2 separate regions of the Homo sapiens genome follow, and region 1 is linked to region 2. The links are chromatin loops, found by intact Hi-C in ENCODE. Cell type or tissue: dorsolateral prefrontal cortex. All regions are shown on one strand. Each heading gives the region's core, and the rest is flanking DNA. Links, peaks and the distances in the headings are about the cores only.

Evidence for each region. Peaks named below come from ENCODE experiments on the same cell type or tissue, not always from the same donor. Only the 100,000 strongest peaks of a DNase experiment are listed, where the experiment ranks them.
Region 1: it touches region 2 in a loop (2.7-fold over the local background); 2 of 110 quality-filtered maps call a loop at or near these places.

Annotation. Positions count from the first base shown.
Region 1 is chr12:51,685,192-51,693,692 of GRCh38, reverse strand. It overlaps SCN8A (sodium voltage-gated channel alpha subunit 8), which reads right to left. Exons shown (of 27, transcript NM_001330260.2): 4 at 7,236-7,325; 5 at 6,474-6,602; 6 at 4,597-4,688. Among named protein-coding and RNA genes, the nearest start is that of SCN8A, 98 kb to the right of the region's middle. In dorsolateral prefrontal cortex, for the core only: no CTCF peak of the experiment used is centred there; no DNase peak of the experiment used is centred there; H3K27ac peaks cover 596 bases.
Region 2 is chr12:51,748,398-51,759,033 of GRCh38, reverse strand. SCN8A (sodium voltage-gated channel alpha subunit 8) reads right to left here. Exons shown (of 27, transcript NM_001330260.2): 14 at 7,441-7,679. Among named protein-coding and RNA genes, the nearest start is that of TMDD1, 61 kb to the left of the region's middle. In dorsolateral prefrontal cortex, for the core only: no CTCF peak of the experiment used is centred there; DNase peaks (open chromatin) are centred at 6,323 and 7,233; H3K4me3 peaks cover 526 bases; H3K27ac peaks cover 3,439 bases.

The DNA.
Region 1 (8,501 bases), core at 3,416-8,415, 65 kb after region 2:
CTGCAACTGCAATCCTCATGATAATATTTATTTATTTATTCATTAAGAGACAAGATCGCACTATGCTGCCCAGGTTGGAATGCAGTGGCTACTCACAGGTGTGGTCACAGCTCAACGCAGCCTCGAACTCCTGGGCTCAAGTGATCCTCTGCCTCAGCCTCCTGATTAGCTGGGACTATAGGTGTGTACCACTGCACCCAGCCTACAGTGATAGCTCTTGAAGATTCTTTAGAGCAACAGTAATTTGAAAGAGATTGGGGGACTCTAGATTTATTTACTCGAGACCTGATTCACATCACAAAGTGTGACCAAAACTAAACTAGCTCTCAAAGATGGGTCAGTGGGATCCTGTGAGCATTTAGTGTTTTTTCACTTAGGACCACTGTTAAACTTTATCTTTCCTAAGAAGCAATGTGGGAAAAGGAGAAATACAAAGGCAAGAGAATAACCAGAATAGTTTAAAAGAGACAATGAGTCAGGATATAGTCTTAAAACCGTTTATATCTCCCATCATTATGCAGCAGAAATTGCCACATTCACAAAGTATACGTTTAAAGAAAATGCTTTCTTTGTGAATACTGGGATGGGAAAAAGAAAGGCCTATCATTTTCCCTGCTTCCTGTCTGATCCCACTGGTTAGGAGTGAAAGTAACAGAAATGAAAGCTGAGAAATAAAATTGCCAAGAGAAAAATAATCAAGAAAGTACAATTCTAAAGAAGGTGGAATGAAATTAAATAAGTGCTAATGAGCAGCAGATAAGCAGTGCTTTGGGGGAGCCATTTAAATGACAGAAATGAAAAGAAACTGACAAGTGAGTTTCTCTCAACCAGTTCTATTAGTACTTATACTATTAAATGCTGCTAAGAAGAACCTGAGAAACTCTTTCGAGATTCCCACCCTTTCTTTGGGCATGTCAGCCCTGTGGCACATGATCAAAGCATGCAGAGGACAAAACTTCTGACAGAGTCACTTAGAAGTTCACTTTATGCGGGACTCAGACAAATACAAAGTGAAAACAAAGTTTTAAGACATATAAACTTTTAGGCAGAATATTTCAATGTCAAGGTGAACCTGACAAATTCCAGACTAAAGAAAATTTAGAAAGGGTCTCCTCTATAACCGACCCTTTTAGCACAGACCTTGTGTACACTGTTCTCCAAGTTGCTGCCTCTGGAGCAAAACGGAAAGCATAAATAGTATGTATCCAAGTCAAGTAAAGTAAAAAGGGTCAGAAGGTGGGTTTGGTCTTTTCTGAGCTACAAGAAAGCTGTAAAGCAAAGCATTTCTTACAGAAAAGGGCAGAGCTAACTGATGCACCTTACTGTCCAATCTTCAGGAGTCCTGGCGGCCCTGACATACTCAGAATATCTACCAAAGACACAAAGAGGAAGGACAGTATCAGCCCAGGTTGGGGGTGGGTGAGTGCTCTAGGAAAGGAAAAGCTCTCATAAAGGAAGTTGATACACAGGGAGCTTTGTGAGACCTTGCAGGCTCCAGGTCAGTGGTTGCTCTCACTTACATTCTATTTTTGGCACCCTTGGCAGTAGTCTATAACCAAACTGGGAAGAGGAGAAGACAAAGAGAACAACAATTCCACTGAAGTGATCCACGAGAAAACTTGGTATACAGAACAATGGTTTTTACTAAGGGGGAATCATGGGCCAGCTCTACCACACAAGAATCAAAATGACATACTTCCAAGCAAGAGATGGCCCAGATCCACTGACTCATACACTGGTGCTCCCGCCTTGGAAGGAGACTGCATAGCAGGCAGGTAGGAATAGCACAACAGCCCTCTATGGGAGAAAGCATAATCAGCAATTTCAGAATTTCCCATGGGATGAGAGAAAACTTCCCATGAGGGAAACTTCATTACTGGATTTCTCTTGCTAACTCTAAAACATAGAATCGGGAGCAAAAAGATTGAGACTGAGAGCCACACTTTTAATTCAAGAACCAAATATACCATTTACTGACAGTGATCTATTATTCGCTTTACTATCCCTTAATGTTATTTTCCACCCCAGTTAGCCTCCCAAAGCCAGCTCAATTGGGGGTGCTTCTAGAAATAGGAATCTGGGACTCTATTTCAAACTGTGAAGCTGATGTCTAAATCTTGATACAAACCCTTTCTATTGGCTTAGGTTTCTTTATAATCATAAGTGCTGCTACTACAATCATTTATGGAGCACTACTATGGGCCAGGCACCACTGTGTTAGATACTGCATATATTCCAGATATATATATATATATAAAGGATAAATAACATGACATATTAAGGATATATACAAAGAATAAATAACGTGACACCAATCAAGAGTTATCTTGCAGAAATGCCATGGTCAAAAGTTAACCATATAGCAGAGACAGAGACAGAAGCTATGAGCTAGACTAGAGACAGCATCTGCTGCCCTAGTTAGTGAATAGAATACAGCTTTCCAATTTAATTCTGGGAGAGAAGTTTTGAGATCACAGGAACATAAAGAGACAGATGCCTTGCAGAGTACGCTGAGGGAAGTGAGCAGAAAACACAAGATCATATTTAAAAGGGGCCAGAGGAGGAGAGACACCATAGGAAAAAGGAAAGTAAAGATGTGGCATTCCAGATGCCTCAAAAAATAAGACAGGGCTTGCCTAAAGATTAGGCCACCATCAATGAGCTATCTGAGGCTGTCTGGAGAATGAGCTGAGCTTTCTGTTAAGCAGATTTAAAATGGCTAGGAACTAAATCTTGGTAAGTTAAGGTTGTAGTTTTTTGCCAAGAAGTATATACTCCAACTGACACCCAGCCTTTGGTTGATAGGGAGTCAGCTACCATCGCTAAAAATATAGGAATTCATCTTTGGTAGGGCACTGATTTACTGGCCAACTCCATGGCCCAAATTTGTAAGTGGTGAAGATGAATTTACCTTCTTTGAGGTTCTCAGTAAACCACATTCCAGTCTGCCCTCTCCAGGATTCTATCTTTGTGCTTCCCTCTCTATCTGCTATTGAGATAATGTTAAAAAGGGGAAAAAGAAATATTTCTGGGCCAGATGCAGTGGTTCACGCCTGTAATCCCAGCACTTTGGGAGGCTGATGCAGGAAGATTGCTTGAGCCCAGGAGTTGGCAGCCAGCCTGGGCAACACATAGGGAGACCCTGTCTCTACAAAAAAATTTTTTTTTAAAAATGAGCTGGGTGTGATGGCATGCACCTGTGGTCTCAGCTACTTGGAAGGCTGAGAAGGAAGGATCACTTGGGCCCTGGAAGTCAAGGCTGCAGTGAGCCATCATCGTACCACTCCAGCCTGGGCAACAGAGTGAGACCCTGTCTCTAGAAAATAAAAATAAATTTTAAAAAGAGAGATATTTCTGAGTCAGCCACAAGGGGAAGAGCCACGTAATAGGAATAGGATAAGAATAGGATGCCTCTGTTCTTTCTCCACATTCCTATTTCTACGAAACTGCTGTGGAAAGCCTGGTCTCTACGGAGTCTTCCTTGAAAACCCATGACCACAACTAAAGTCCAAAGAGCAACAACACAGTCTTCACCTCTGCCAAGTTACTGCCAGTATATCTTAGGCTCACAATACTAACTAAAATATCTTTCCTTTAAGATTTCAAGACTGGTCTTTAGAAAGATAAGTATTACCCAGTAGCAATGATTTAAATTAAATTAAGGAATCTTAACCTGGGGTCCATGGATGGGCTTCGGGGGGGGTCTGTGAACTTTCATCTGATTCTCAAAGGGATCCAAAACCTTCAAAAGGTTAAGAACCACTGGGCTAGCTCAACCAGAACCAAAAAGAAAAAGGCACAAATTTTAAAGAGGTTGTCAATCAACTAACTCTCAACTCACCTACTGATTCTGTTTTTCCCCCTCAAACTTCTATACTTTTTGTTGCCCATACCTTTAGTTGTATCTTATCTTACCTTTGATTTTTTTTTAACAGTGCCTGCATAAGCTTTCATTGGGATTTATGTCTGAGAATGAACCCTGAATATGTACAGTAGATGTCTACTGGTTCTTATTCTAGTGAGACAGACAGCAGTAGAACATGATAGACAGTGATTATTTAAGTGCAGTTCACTAACTCCAAGTCTCTTAAATTTGTCTCTGATACTGGATTAGTTAACTGGGTAGATCTCTTCTGTGATTAAAAAATTTCATTAATATAGTAATAGTAAATGTATAATTCTTTGAATAACGTCCCATCAGCAAACCATGCGATAGGAAGCCTAGAAATCACAAGCAATGAAATGATGGCAAATGTCAAAATTACTGTAATTCCATGGAGCCAGGAAGCAAATGATTTATATACAAAGAGACAGCTAGCTCTGTGACAATTTTTTCAAATATGGTGAGATCCAAGTGATTCTTAAGCACGTGCTTTTTCAATAGCATGGATGGAATGGGGGCTGCATGCCTGGCAAGCACTCAGAGAAAACTGCCTGAGGACCCAACGGCCATTCCAGAGAATGTCTCCCAGGAAAAACATGCAGAATGCAAGGCCATTATCAACTGTACTGATGCTGCTTTAGAATGGTGGACAAAACGAATGGAGGAGAAAGAGGAGATGTGGCAAAGTCAGTCTTATGTACAAATTTTCTCACCTGGAATTACAGAGATAGTTTTCAAAGCTCGGAGAACCCTGAATGTTCTCAGCGCTGAGACATTGCCCAGGTCCACAAACTCTGTCACATATCTGTAGTAAGGGAGGTCACACACAGACACAAGTGACAAACACAGACACAAACACAAACACCAAAGGAAAAAACAAAACCACAACAAAACAAAAAGTACAATACGTCACGTCAGGGCCCTATCCCAACACCTAACACCAACCCCGGACCATCTTACCTGGGATTACCGAAATAGTTTTCAAAGCCCTCAGTACCCTGAAAGTGCGTAGAGCTGAAACATTGCCTAGGTTTACAAACTCTGTTATATACCTGCAGAATCAAACCAAAGTTAACTTGTAATGGTACCACTGGGCGAGGGTTTGAGAATGGGGGGAAGAAAGGGTCTTATATACAAGCTATGGTTTCATTTTTTTTCCTTGAAAAAGAAAAGCTTCAAAATACAAACATTTAAGGAACATTTGTTTTTAATTGGACAAGAAGAATTCAAAAGTATATTAGAAAGGAGGTTTTTGGGATTTACTCCTTTAATCAGCATAGTAATGTGCTGATCCCAATCAGAATGGCTTTACTGTCAGCCCATTCACATTTTTTAGTAAAAAGGAAGGCCAGGAGGTATCAAAGACTTATGTTCCCAGGTTTTGCGAACAATTTCTTAAGAGAGGGAGACAAATTTCTGCAGCAGGAGCCCCACAAAAACAAATCTACATTAAAGTAACTCCCTAGTTGACAATGGCAAAATTGACTAAATGTCTGTATATATGACTTAATCAGGAGTTGTAATCATATGATTGTAGTCATGTCTATAAACGAAGTTTTGGCCTGTGACATACAAAAGCAGGGCTCAGGAAAATCCAAATCATGGGATCAGAGCAAATATTGTGTTAAGTGCTCATTTTAATTACAAGCTCTGTGCCTAGCAAGGACACTTAAAAATTTTAAATGAACACTAATGTGTATTCATAATGCTAGAAAGTAAGACATTGCCTTTATATAACAGAAAGTCAGTTTCAGTTTCAAGTATTCGATGCATATCATTTATTCACATTTTACAGTTGAAATACATCTTTCCACCAGATGCTCAGATCAATACATATTTAAATGCACTCTTTCTTACACATCATGCATACATGCAAAACCTATACACCACCCCCACTACACTCTCAAACCACAAAACGCTTTCCCAACCTGGAAATAAAAATATTAAAGCCTGCTATAACTCTTCTATCATCAGCTAAGTTTCCCAAAGATACATTTTTATTGCTAAAACAACACAAATGAGCAAGAGCAGTAACATACCAATGTGGAGTTACACTGATCTTGAGCAATAGTTCGAAATTCTGGTTAGTAACTCTTCAGGAAGTGCCAGTGTGGGTACCTTGGCTCATGTTTTGACTCTAAAATGTGCTCTGAAGTCTGCAACTCCTGGCCAGCCTTATTAAATTACATACGGTAAGACATACCCAGGAAACTAATTTTCAGCTGAAAGTTTACAACTAAAAAATTTCAAGTCTTCACAGAGGCCTTGTAATGATAGGTGTGCAAACCGTGATCGTTACAAGGAGGAATAAAATACGAGAGAGTGCCAATGGGAAATCACCTCCTCCTTTCTCTCCCAGCTGTAAAGCCTCTGCTTGCCTTCTCCCACATAATCACATTATCATCGCCTGAACCACAAGAGGCCCTCACAAGCAAGAATCATAGACATAAGCCCACAGGGCCTTACATGGTTATCCATTAATTCCTCATACAGCTGTGTCCACAAATGCACACCTACAAACAGACCCAGGAGTACAACTCCACACACAGAATCACACCCAGAACACCAATAAAGTAAGGGGAGAACTTACGCCATCATGATGACACTGAAATCTAACCAGTTCCATGGGTCCCGTAAAAAGGTAAAGCCATCTATGCAGAAACCTCTTGCAATGATTTTCACTAGTGATTCAAATGTATAAATCCCTGTGAACGTGTACCTGTCAAAGAAATGAATAGCTTGAGGTAATTTCTGGACAGAAACTTTAAATGAACCTTTTAAGTTAGCACTTGCCTGAAGTGTTGCTTCAACTAAGAGAGACAAAACAGAAAGGGCACAGCCAATGCAGCAGGAAGGAAGTGAGGAGGAGAAAGAAATGCTTTGAATGAAACTTACTGAAATGCACAAACTAAGACCTTTGGAATGTTGTACTGGGTCCTGAACTGTATTCCAAGGAAGTTAACTTTGCAGCTATCTAGTACATGATCATTTTGAAGAAGGTAAGGAGGCCCCCCAGAGCTGTTTTTAACCTTAGAGAAGTCAAAAAACAGGGAAACCTAAAATTGGAGAAAACAGTATCACCAGGAACTGAGGATACAAGATGGTGATGGGGCTGCAGGGCAACGGCACTGCCTGGCACAGGAAAGGGTGGAGTGAAGGGCAGTAATTTCTAGAGTTGACTTTTAGGGAGGGCTATTTCCTAAATTCCACATGTACTTTCAGCCTTCTCTGTGAAATAAAGAGAGGCAATAACTAATTTTTTTTCTCCTTGATGGGTAAACTGTGGCAAAGCAAGATTTAGTGACTAAAAATATTTAAAACAAACAAGCACACACATAAATGAGTTACTTACTCCACATTCTTCGACCAGTCAGGAGGGTTACTAAAAGTCATGAATACACAGTTGGTCAAAATAGTGCACATAATGATCATGCTAAATACTGTAGAGAAGAGTCAAGGGGCAATATTAAAATCTGGCCTGCCTTTTGTTTTCTCAAAAAACAAACACATTTCCATTGGGTATCAGATCTAAATCAATAACCTGAAAGGAGATGAAGCACAGAAGAGAAAAATGCAAGGTGACAATGAAAACTGTGGTCACCACCATAAACACAGCATGCCACTGTGAACTGTGGATGGATGGGGAAGGACAGCTATTCTCCTTCTTTCAAAAGGGCCGTCACTGTTCTACTCCCTTTGGATGAAACATGTTCCCCTAACCACTTTTCAGCTCAACTACAGACTAAGCCTCTAAATGTTTTTTGCACTTAGTATAATACCTTTGCACTTTCTCAACCAAAGTTGTCAGATAAGAAAATCAATTAAATCTATATGACTAGGTATTCATTTATTGGTAAGTTAATTATCTTATATAGCTAGTTATTTGAAAATCTACATGCAATGGTTCACTTTTTTTCCATAGTTGTTGTTCTTTTTTAAGAGACAAGGTCTCTCTATGTCATCCAGGCTGGTCTTGAAGCCCTGGGCTCAAGTGATCCTACATCCTCAGCCTTCTAAAGTGCTAGGATTACAGGCCTGAGCCATCATACCCAGCCTTCCCTAGTCCTTCTAAAGGGCTGAATTGTCTTTGGGGGCAAGGCATCAGCCAATACAGCCCATATGTGTTGAATATGTCCAATGTGGGAAACCAGCTGCGGCGTGTTAGGTAAAGATTTCAAGGACATCTGCACCACCACACTTCTGAAGACTAGGTAATAGAGCAAAATCCATTCTGAAAGTGTCCAGGAATGTTTATGGATAGCAAACCATACTGCCATTTCATTTCCATCCAGAATTTTTCTCAGGCCTTTCTGTTCTTATCTCTGAGAAAAATTAAACTATTTTAGGTCAGCACAAGTTACTCAAACTCTAATTGTCATATTAGACAATTAGAGCCAATTAGAGCCTGGGAGCCATATCCCACTTGCCACTAATTCACTCTCTCTTGTTAATGGCATTCACTATCTTTATTCTACCAGTGGAGTTTTAAAAAGAGAAAATATTTCTTACAGCTGGATTTTTTTTTCTTCATTACAGCTGGATTTGTCTTCATGCTTTTTGGAACCAGAAGAGAAAAAACACTCCATCTTCTGATCCAACAGAAAGGAAGAAGTCCACT
Region 2 (10,636 bases), core at 3,404-8,403:
CTGTACATATACACACACGTATATATATATATACACACACACACACACATATACATACATACATGTATGTGTATATGTGTGTGTATGTGTGTGTGTATGGCTTGGTACTATCTGAGGTTTCAGGCATCCACTGGGGGCCTTGGAATGTATCCCCCTTGGATAAGAGAGGACTACTGTACATATCTGTGTGAGGCAAGCTTTTCTTCCTATACTTTAGCTAAAATAACATATCACAACAGACTGAATGTAGAAACAGAAAAAGAGAATCTAACTACCTTCTATTAAACCAGACATGAGGCCAGGCACGGTGGCTCACGCCTATAATCCCAGCACTTTGGAATGCCCAGGTGGGTGGATCACTTGAGGTCAGGAGTTCAAGACCAGCCTGGCCAACATGGTGAAACTCCATCTCTACTAAAAATACAAAAATTAGCCAGGCATGGTGGCGGGCACCTATAATCCCAGCTATTCTGGAGGCTGAGGCAGAAGAATCGCTTGAACCTGGGAGACGGAGGTTGCAGTGAGCCGAGATTGTGCCACTGCACTCCAGCCTGGGCGACAGAGTGAGACTCTGCCTCAAAAAACAAAACAAACAAACAAACAAACAAACCAGACATTAAAGAGACTTGCAAAATGTCGAACAATGCCATTCTTCCAGTTTTTCTTAAAAAATATAGTTTCCCCACACCAATATGTTATTTATGTTCATGTGTGATAGGTGTATTATTGTGATATTTATTTTACAGATAGGGTGTTGCTATGTTGTCCAGGATAGTCTTGAATTCTTGAGCTCAAGTGATCCTCCCATCTCAGCATCCTGAGTAGCTGGGATTATAGGGATGAGCTGCATGTCTGGTTAATTTTTTTATTTTTGTAGAGATGGGGTCTCGCTATGTTCTAGCCAGGCTAGAAAGCAATGGCTATTCACAGCCGTGTTCCTGGAGCACTTCGGCATCAAATTCCTGGCCTCAAGCCATGCTCCTGCCTCAGCCTCCCAAGTAGCTGGGACTCACCTAGCTATATTATTGTAATTCTTTAATTACAAAATGAATGTTTAGAAATTTTCTCAGTTTTAATTTCAAACATGATAAATATCAATAGACATAGCACTTTTATTTAAGAGTATAAAGGAGTCCTGATCTCCTCAGAATATTCTATAAAACAATGGTTCTCTATTCTCTATAAAATACTCTGAATTCACAGTCATCATATCTTTCTAGTTTGGGTTTTGTTGTGTTTTGTTTTTTGAGATAGGGTCTTGCTCTGTCACCCAGGCTGGAATGTAGTGGCATGATCATAGCTCACTGCAGCTTTGAAATTCTAGGCTCAAGTAATCCTCTCACCTCGGCCTCCCAAAGAGCTGGGATGACAGGCATGAGCCATGCCTAGTCTAGTTTGGACTAGCCTGTGGTCATATGCCTGATAACTTGTAATGCCAGGTCAACAAGTAAGGCCTATATAGTCCTAAGATTGGGGTATATTTCACTTTGGCGTCACTATGGGGTCTGGGGAGAAGTCACACACCTCCTTCAGCCCTCATTGCATTTGCAGAAAAAATTCAGCCTTATTTGAAAGTGACGAGCGTCTGGCATGCTCCTCTCTTTGTGCTCAGAAAAGGGCTTGTCAGCTCCTGTTCTGCAGTAGATCCTCGCCCAAAGTTAATCAAGTTCAATTTGATTAAAAGTTCTATGTGTACTGCAATGGAGACATGAAAAAAAAAATGTGACCATGAAAAATAATGGTTCCTTACGAACTCAGTCGCCAGAATGTAAGTAACTCATCCTGGTTTGCCACTTTTCACACCGAAAGTCCTGCATCCTGCATCTCCAGTTAGGGTGATCAACTCGTACCTGTTGACAAGGACTGTCCCAGTTTTAAAACTGCAAGGGCTTCCTCAGGCCTCTGCAAATTAAGGTGGTTGGTTACCCAACCAGGAGGGGACAGAACAATAACTAAAAATCATGTGACAAGTATTTAAAAAGAAGTATCCATATGGGGCTATAGAAGCACAGATGAAAGAAAAAATCTGAAAAGAATTCTTTTTAGCTGAAAATCTAGGTAACCTATAATTAAGAAATGATAACATTCATTTATGTTTGGTGAAGGAGGAAAATAACTTTCTGCTTTTTTGCTTTTGCTTAGAATCTGAGAACTTAAACTTATATGTCAGATTAAACCCTAGCTCTTCTTTCCATCCCCTTCCTCCTGAACCACTCAGTCCTGAAGGCTGTAGGTGGGCATGCCGGTAGAGGGAGGCTGCTGCCCAGTGCTGGAACCCCAGGAAGGGCACGGCCCAGCAAGGAGAGTCAGACATGGAGGGGAGCGAGGAGGTCCATGCAGGGCAGCAGGCTGGCATGGGCTGTCTGAGCCTGTGGGCCAAGGAGAGGCATCCGCTTTGGGCAACAGTCTAGGATGGGCAGTTGGAAGTGGTATGAGGCGTGGCTACCCCACATAGGTGTTGAGGCCCAAGTGTGGTGGGAGGACGTCCACACTTGAGGGGGTGGGGGACTTAGCAGAGAGAGTCAGAGCTTAAGTAAGGTAAAGATAGCATCTCCAGGAGAAGATCCCGGAGTGGGCTGAGGAGGGACTCCCTGCAGGGGAAGACTCACAAGGGGTGCCAGAGCCAGGTGAGCTGATGAGGGACTCATGTAGGGGAAGGCCTGATGTGGGGTGTCAGATCCCGAGTGGGGTGAGGAAAGTGTCCAAACAGGGAGGTGGACAGTGAGGGTGTGAGAGCTCATCAGGGTGAGGAGGATGTCGCCTAGTTTGGGATAAAGTCAATGGGCCAGGTGAGAACTTCCAGGAGTGTTCACACAGACAGATGGCAGCATGAGCAGGGTGACGAGGGGTGGCCTGGTGAGGGGTGTTAAGAGTCTGTGCAGGATAAACAGAGCTTCTATGTCAGGGGAGAGTCTGGTGTGGGGTGAGAAGGATGTCCATGCAGGCGAAGGCCTACTGTGAGGCATCGGGGTCTAAGCAGGGTGGGGCAAACCATGTGTGAGTTGGACTGGTGTGGGTTCCAAGCTGAGGAGTGTGAGCAGGTGTCCACATGGAGGACACGGCTCGGGTGCTGAAGGGGTGGGGGGCACCCAGAGCCTATACAGGGTGAGGAGGGTACCCATGCTATAAAAGGTAACAGTGGCTTTTTGATCAAATAAGTATACCAAAGATAGTGGCAACGAGGTTTCTTATTGTTGCAGGAGTTACAAATACAGAAAGGGAGAAAACTAGAAAGAATCTTGAAGTGTTGGATTAGAATTGGAAGTGACAGGATCAACTCATGGTTTGCAATATCCACGGCTAGCTCAATATAAATAGCTCATCATGTCCTAAGAGGGGCTGCATGCTGCTCCCATAGCAATATGCATACCTAGATCTCAGATCTCCACCTCTTCCTTTTTTTTTAGTTTTCTATTTTGTTTTAGAGATGGGGTCTCATTGTGTTGCTAAGGCTGGTCTCAAACTTTAAGCGATCCTCCTGCCTCAGCTGATACTCAGCCTAGATCTCTACTTCTAAATGCCATTTTTCCACTAAAAGACTCAGGGCTTCTTGAGAAATGGCTGATTCCAGCCCTGGGGCTGGAAAAACACGAAAGTATCCTGGAATACCTTGTGGTACCAGAAAGCCAGGAAGTGAAGAAGACATGTGAAAGGGATCAGAAGCCAGCTTGAAGGAATTTCCACTGGCCACATCAGAGGAAGTCTAAACATCAAATGGATTGTAACTCAGATAAAATAGAAAACCATTAATCCATACTGATATAAATAAAGGAAGAAATCAAAATCTGAATGAACAGGAAATTTAAATCGTTTCAAATGGTCTTCCTCACAAATACCTATTAAGTATACAGTAAGTCCTCACTTAATGTCCTCAATAGGTTCTTGAAAACAGCAACTTTAAGCCACATGATGTACTATATGCCATAGGAACTTAACTCTTGTTTATATCAACTGGCCTATGGTAAAACTGGTTTTGTTATACAGTATATCATTTAGCTTAAAGTCACAGTTTCCAAAAATCTAGAACCTATAGAGGATGTTAAGTGGGGACTTACTGTAAATGGAAAAAGCGTAACTTCACAGATGAAAAGCCTGGCAGACACCTCCTTAATCAAGTGATTAAATGAACGTCACCAGTAGTGGGACAAATGGAAGCTACATGCCAACTGGTAGATACAACGTGAAGAAGATAGTCTCACTTATCTGATATTCCTACCAAAATGCAGAACCTGCATCTAATCATAAGGAAGCATCAGACAAGCCCACATTGAGGGAATTCTACATAACAAATGACCTGTAGTCTTCAAAATGTCAAGACATGAAAGTCAAGGAAAGACTGAGGAACTCCTCCAGGCTGAAGAAAATTAGAGAGATATGATAGCTACATGTAATGGGGTAATCCTAAAACTGCATCCTTTTGTTACAGAGGATACCACTGGGATCACTGGCAAAACTTGAATAGGGCCTGAGAATTAGACCCTTAACTTAACTCACAATCAGGGCTATAGGAAAAGCCTCACATTCCAACCACAGGACAAGGTCATACTTTACTTCACAACATTGTAATGTATCAATGTTAATTTCCTGGTTTTGACAGTTATACTATGGTTATGTAGGAGAATGTACTTGTGTATAAAAAATACACACTATAAGCATTTGGGGGTGATAAGGCTATGTGATAAGGCTTTTATTGTAAAAAAAAAAAAAAAAGAAGTTTTTTGTACTGTACTTGAAACTTTCCTGTAAGATTCAGAATGTTTAAAAAGTCACCTCATAAACTTACTATTGTATTCAGTTAGTTGCAAAAAAGGCAGGAAAAGAATCATTACATTTATCTACTACATAACATAGAGGCTGTATAAGTCACACAGCTTCCCTGGGCTTCAATTTCCTCTATAAAACATGTGGATTGGATTGAATTATCTCTAAGGTTCTTCCTACTATTATTTTCTCTTTTGGGGAGGGTAGAAGAGGCAGGGATCTTCAATTTGCAGAAGACTGTTCTCATCTTTCTTTAAAAACATCTTTCTGTATGTCTACAGACAAAGACAACTTAACTCACAATTAGGGCTATAGGAAAAGCCTCACATTCCAACCACAGGACAAGGTCATACTTTATTTCACAAGTCAGTCTCATTTTTTTTCCATCCTCTTATTCTCAGGTTCAGTCAAAGCCTCTACCCAATTCTCCAAATCTTTGAAAATTCTCCTATTGAATTATACTAACACAGTTCCTAAGATTTATAAGATACTTTTAGCTATCCCAAAGACTTCCATATAGGTTCTCATTTTATCTTCCCAACCAGTGATGGCATGGTATTATCTTAACTTTACAGATGTGAAACATTTCTGGACAGAAATCAATGACTTATTTAAGGTTATACGATATCTAATAGGAATGAAAACCCAAATCTTCTGACTTCCAATTCTGTGTTCTTTCTGCCAATCTCAGCGCTCGTGTTGATTGGCAACAAAGTATATCTTTGAGTTTCTGGTATTGTCCAGAAAACACTCATGAGGTCCAGCACGTACCCAACTTCCTTATTTGGCATCTCCACTCAGTGAATAGACACTTAATATGTCCAAAACAGAACTCTTGATTTTATACGTCAAGCCAGTTCCTTTGCAGTCATTCCACTTTTCCCTCAGTTATTAAACCCCCACATCGAGGCACCATTCTTGATTTCTTTCCTTTTACCCTCACATCTAGTACAAAGTATGCTGGACTATATACTAAGCTCCCTCCCCACTGCTAATTGTACATTTACTTGCCGTTTGAAAACCCTTGCCACCTAAGAGCTTTCTTATTCTAGAACTTGGTTCTGGGTTGGCTTGTCTCATGGAGTTCCTGAATATTAGCTGTTGACCTTCTCTTATTTCCTCTTTTTTTACTGATGGTTCTGAGCAAAGTCTTCTGCATACTTACAATTCTAATTTAGATGTCATCCTAAATCTCTAAATTTTCATGAAAGGAAAAATAACATTATTTGCTAGCCTGGTCTGACTGGAGTTCTAGTGGGGATAGGTGAAAAAGCCTCTCAAAATCCCTTGAAAATCAAAGACTGGTTCTGTAAAAAGTAAGGAAAAGTAAAGATTTTGAGAAAAACAAAACTCTACAGGGAAAACAGAACCACCAACATCAACAATAAAAATTATCAAGACATATTTCTTGTTACTTAACTCTTGGCTACTAAAATCAAGCTTATATCTAAATGATATTGTTGACAGGGTTAAAATTCTGCTTGATGGCCAAGGTACTGTGTCAGCCAGTCACAGCATGTGCCCACTGACAGGCACCTTTCAGAGCCAGTCAGCAGACTTCTTGGACAGTCTGTGGGAGTGTCCCATTTCAAGACTCCGGGCATTCCACTGGACTGCACACAAGGGTTTACATCATTGCAGAGAGCCTGGAGCATGTCACCAACCACAGACATGGAGACTGGAAAGATCACAGAATCATCTTGGATGTATACCAGGGAACACAATGGGCTACAAAGGATCTCTTTGCCATGTGTTTTGAGAATGAGAAATGAAAATGATATTGTAGTGCTCTAATAGTATAGTAATAGGACTTAAGGTCAAAACTGTGTGGTGTGTGGTGTGTGTGTGTGTGTGAGAGAGGGAGAGAGAGAGTGAGAGAGCACACATAAGAGAAACTGGGCAGAAATCATGCTCAAATCATTAATAAACGGTAATAGCCAGATTTGGACATGCCTGTGGTTAACACCTAAGGAATTAGGGGGCCCAGGTGACCTAGGGGATTCTTTCTCACTAATTCTTTACTATCTATCAAAATTCAATTAACTCCTGATTTTTGTAGTAAACAAAGCACATAATCCTCAAATCACAGCTACTTAATTTCAGAATACACACTTTGTAATCTATTTTTTTTAAAACTACATACTTTAATGGCCTAGAAGTTGGATTGGAGGGGGAAACCAGCCTTGAGTGAAAACTTTCCCATAAATAGTCCCCATTTAGGTAATTAAGGCCTGACAGAGCAGGCAAATCCATAGTTACATGTAGTGTACTATAAGAGCTCCCCTATTTTGTGGTAGATGTTACTTAAGGTGAAAGGGGAACTGATTTGCTGGAGCAATGCAGGAATCAATGTGAGAAACAGAATGAGGAAAAAAACCAGAAGTACTTGGCTCAGGCTGCTGAAACCAACCCACTGTACCAGGCCTCCCATTCTGTCGCCAACATTGGTTTTCTGCCAATAGCTCCTAAATGACGTCTTCAAAGTTCTGCAGAAAGAGGAAAGGGATCACAACAGTGAGCAGAAAAGCAGCTGGTGTCCTGGCATATGTGGAAGCATTTGTCTTCCAATTAACTATTACTTTCTTTTCAAAGAAACTCCAGCTTTCAGTACCAGAAAAAGATATCCTACAGGCAAAACACATTCCAATCCTAATATCGGGAGACAGTGTTCCATCTTACCAGATTTCCTACAGCCAAGACATGTTCAAATTGTGGTGTCATAGGATGGTGCTCCATTGCCATAAACAGTGTATTCAGGACGATGCAGATGGTGATGGCTAAATCCACAAAAGGGTCCATAACTATCAAGTTCACAATCTCTTTCAGTTTTATCCAGTAGGGGTGGCACTCCCAGATGAGGAAAGTGTTGGCAAATTTATACCAGCATGGCGGGCACTTTCTCTGAGACTCTTCCAGTTCTACAGTAAGTAAGAACAAAGATGGCCCCTCAATCACAGCAAGAAAACCAGGGGGACACACTACTCACTCTCAGTCATTATCACTGTTATTAATATGGAATCAAGGTTGTTTTGAGCGCTGACATTCCTAAGTGTTTTCCTTCTCTCTAAGGTAGAGAGGAAGCATGATCCACACAAGTTGCCTCCCTGTTAATAATGATCTAGTTATAAATGAAACTCAACCCATCAGTTATGGGAGTCGAGCACAGAGGTCAAGAGCTTGGCCTCTCAGGTCTGACTCCCTGGCCTCAACTGGCTTGAATGCTTACAAGTTGTGTGATCCCAGGCAAGGTAGCTGATTTCTCTGCTCAGCTGCCTCAGCTGTAAAACAAGGCATTTACTTTACAGGTTACAGGACTGAATGAGTTTGACTAAATTAGATGCTGGTGTAAAGCAGTCACTATAGTATCTGGCACAGGGTAAATCCTCAATAAATGGTAGGTATTCTATTATACACTATATTATTCAATTATTGTCAGAGAAGCCATCAAAAGTATGGACTCAAGCCAGACATATTTGAGTTCAAATACTAGCTCAGACACTTGCTAACTGTGGGACCGTGAACAAGTTACTTTGATTTGCTGTGAGAATTAAAGAGCTAAAATATATACAAAGTGCCCCAGAATACCCTGGCAGATAGAAAGTGCCATGGAAGTGTTTGCTATTATTATTATCTTCATTAGCAGGACCAGCATCATCGACCAAGCCACCATGTAAAACACATCTGCTATGTTCTCAAAGAAGTACAAGTTACTGTCTCCACCCTTAACAAGTTTACAGCTCATGGTTGAGTTAGAAATACAAGTCACACTCCTCTCCCCTTTTCACCTTTCCTTCCTTGTTCTGTCTCCTCCTGTCTCCTTCTTTCTTGCCCCTTTGCCCTTTCCTGCTCTCATCCTTTGCTTTTCTCTTTCTTTCTACAGCTTCTTCCTCCTTCCCTCCCTGGGTCATCATCTTCTTTCCTTTTTCTTTCTCTCCTTTGTCTTATCTTCTCCGTCTCTTTTAGAAACAGAAAGTGTTATTGTCAAACAAGATCTCACATGACCCCCAATACATGAAATACACCAGGAATTTCCCTAGATGAAGCAGGAGCCCACTTGGATAGATTTCTTCCTCTCCTGAGGCACTCCCCTAGAATCCCAGGACTCTGATACACACAGACTGAAAAATCACTGGACTAGACGATCTCAAAGGTCATTTCCAAAGCAAAGATTCAAAAGAATTATCAGATATCAAAGACAGACACTCAACTGGCAGTTACAACAATCTAGGTATGAAGCCCTACATAACAAAGCTCTCCTCAAATTAAGCATGAAATACAACTGCCAGGATTACAAAATTCCAAGGACCCTGAGCTAAGAGGATGCTTTTTAAGAGGTGAACTTTGAAAACCTGTCAGAATGTGAGGTATTGATTCTACAGGGTTGGCTGTAACAGCTACTCTCTCTCTGTTCAATTCTGCTGACACTATCAAATCATTTAAGGAAAAAAAAAATTCCCTAACATTTCACCAAAACCAAGATGGCTGCCTTAAATTAGCCTACGTTCCCTTTTCCAACCAGCTGGATGGCGATGCTTTATTTTAGACAAGGTGGTTTTGGCTGAGTTTCTGATTGGTTCCCTGGTTGCTAAGAAAATGGTTGCCTTGGTTTTTCAGATTTAAGGACCCCTGTAAGCGCCACGTGGGAGGCTGCGTGGGAAAGGAAGTCTGTGAGGAAAATCTGCTGTGGCTTCTTCCTCAGAGAACTCCCTCCCTTCCTAAGGTAAATATAGTTTTCTCCCCCAAAAAAGAAAATGACAAGGTTCTCTTATTTCCATAAATTCTTACAGTACATATTTGGAAATTTAGTTCCGTTCCCTTTTTTATCTCCTCCCTTCTCCAAACGACTGTTGCTCATTGGCACGTGGAGGTTGAAGCTGCGACTGCTCACATTTATGACAGTTGACACAATTGTAATGTTTTAAAATGAACTAGGTCTTGAGTCTTGCCACACAGCAAAAAGGGGTTTTCCTGCCCTACAGGGCACCAAGAAAATTCCTCTAGGGATACCAGACATCTCTTAGCCACATTTACTGAGAAGGGAAGATCCTCAGGATAAACTTTCACGCCTACAAAAAGTAAGACAATGTGGAGCTTCAGGAGCTAGAAAAGATCATTTGGGGAATAAGAAGGCTTATCAAGTGACTTATGACTTTGCAAACTGTTACTGGTTCCACATGCCTGGAATGGCCCAGTATTTGGCTTGGGGGAATGGGTTAACATCTAGGGGTGAGATGTCCAAAGGTTTGTGGGGTTTCTCTTACTTTGCTTTTGGACATTTTCAGAGAGGTTACTTTGGGTCTTAACCTCAGGGGTACTGGGAATTGTTTTCAGAAAGGACCTCACAATTTCACCAAGATAGTGGCTTTGGTAGACCATGAGGTTTCTGAAGGCAGGAGCTTCCCTCAACTCAGTTCAACAACTTTTAAGCATCTGCAATGTGCTAGGCACCAAGGATACACTGATGAAGAGCCCCCACCCTCACTAAGGTTACTGCCACACAGGAAAGGCTGATATCAGCCAAGTAACTATACTGACACTTGATGCTGGTCAGTTAAATAAAAGAATACATAAATAGTGGCAGCAATAGCTATGGCCAGTTACCTCTAGGGGAGTTTTTGGAATTGTTTTACCTGAGAATCAATAATGTCAAGTACTTCCTTGATATTAAAAATCAATAATGTCAAGTACATCACTACTTCCTCTTTCTTACTTCACCACGATCTCCCCTTCTCCCACAGCTTTACTGCTTTGAAGAGTGAGACTATACTACTCTACCTACACCCCACGCCCAGTCCTCTGAAATATCCCCAAAGCTTATAGCTCTGCTAGTGGTGAACTCTACTAAATGTGCTGGATCCTGGTAAGCATGTTTGCA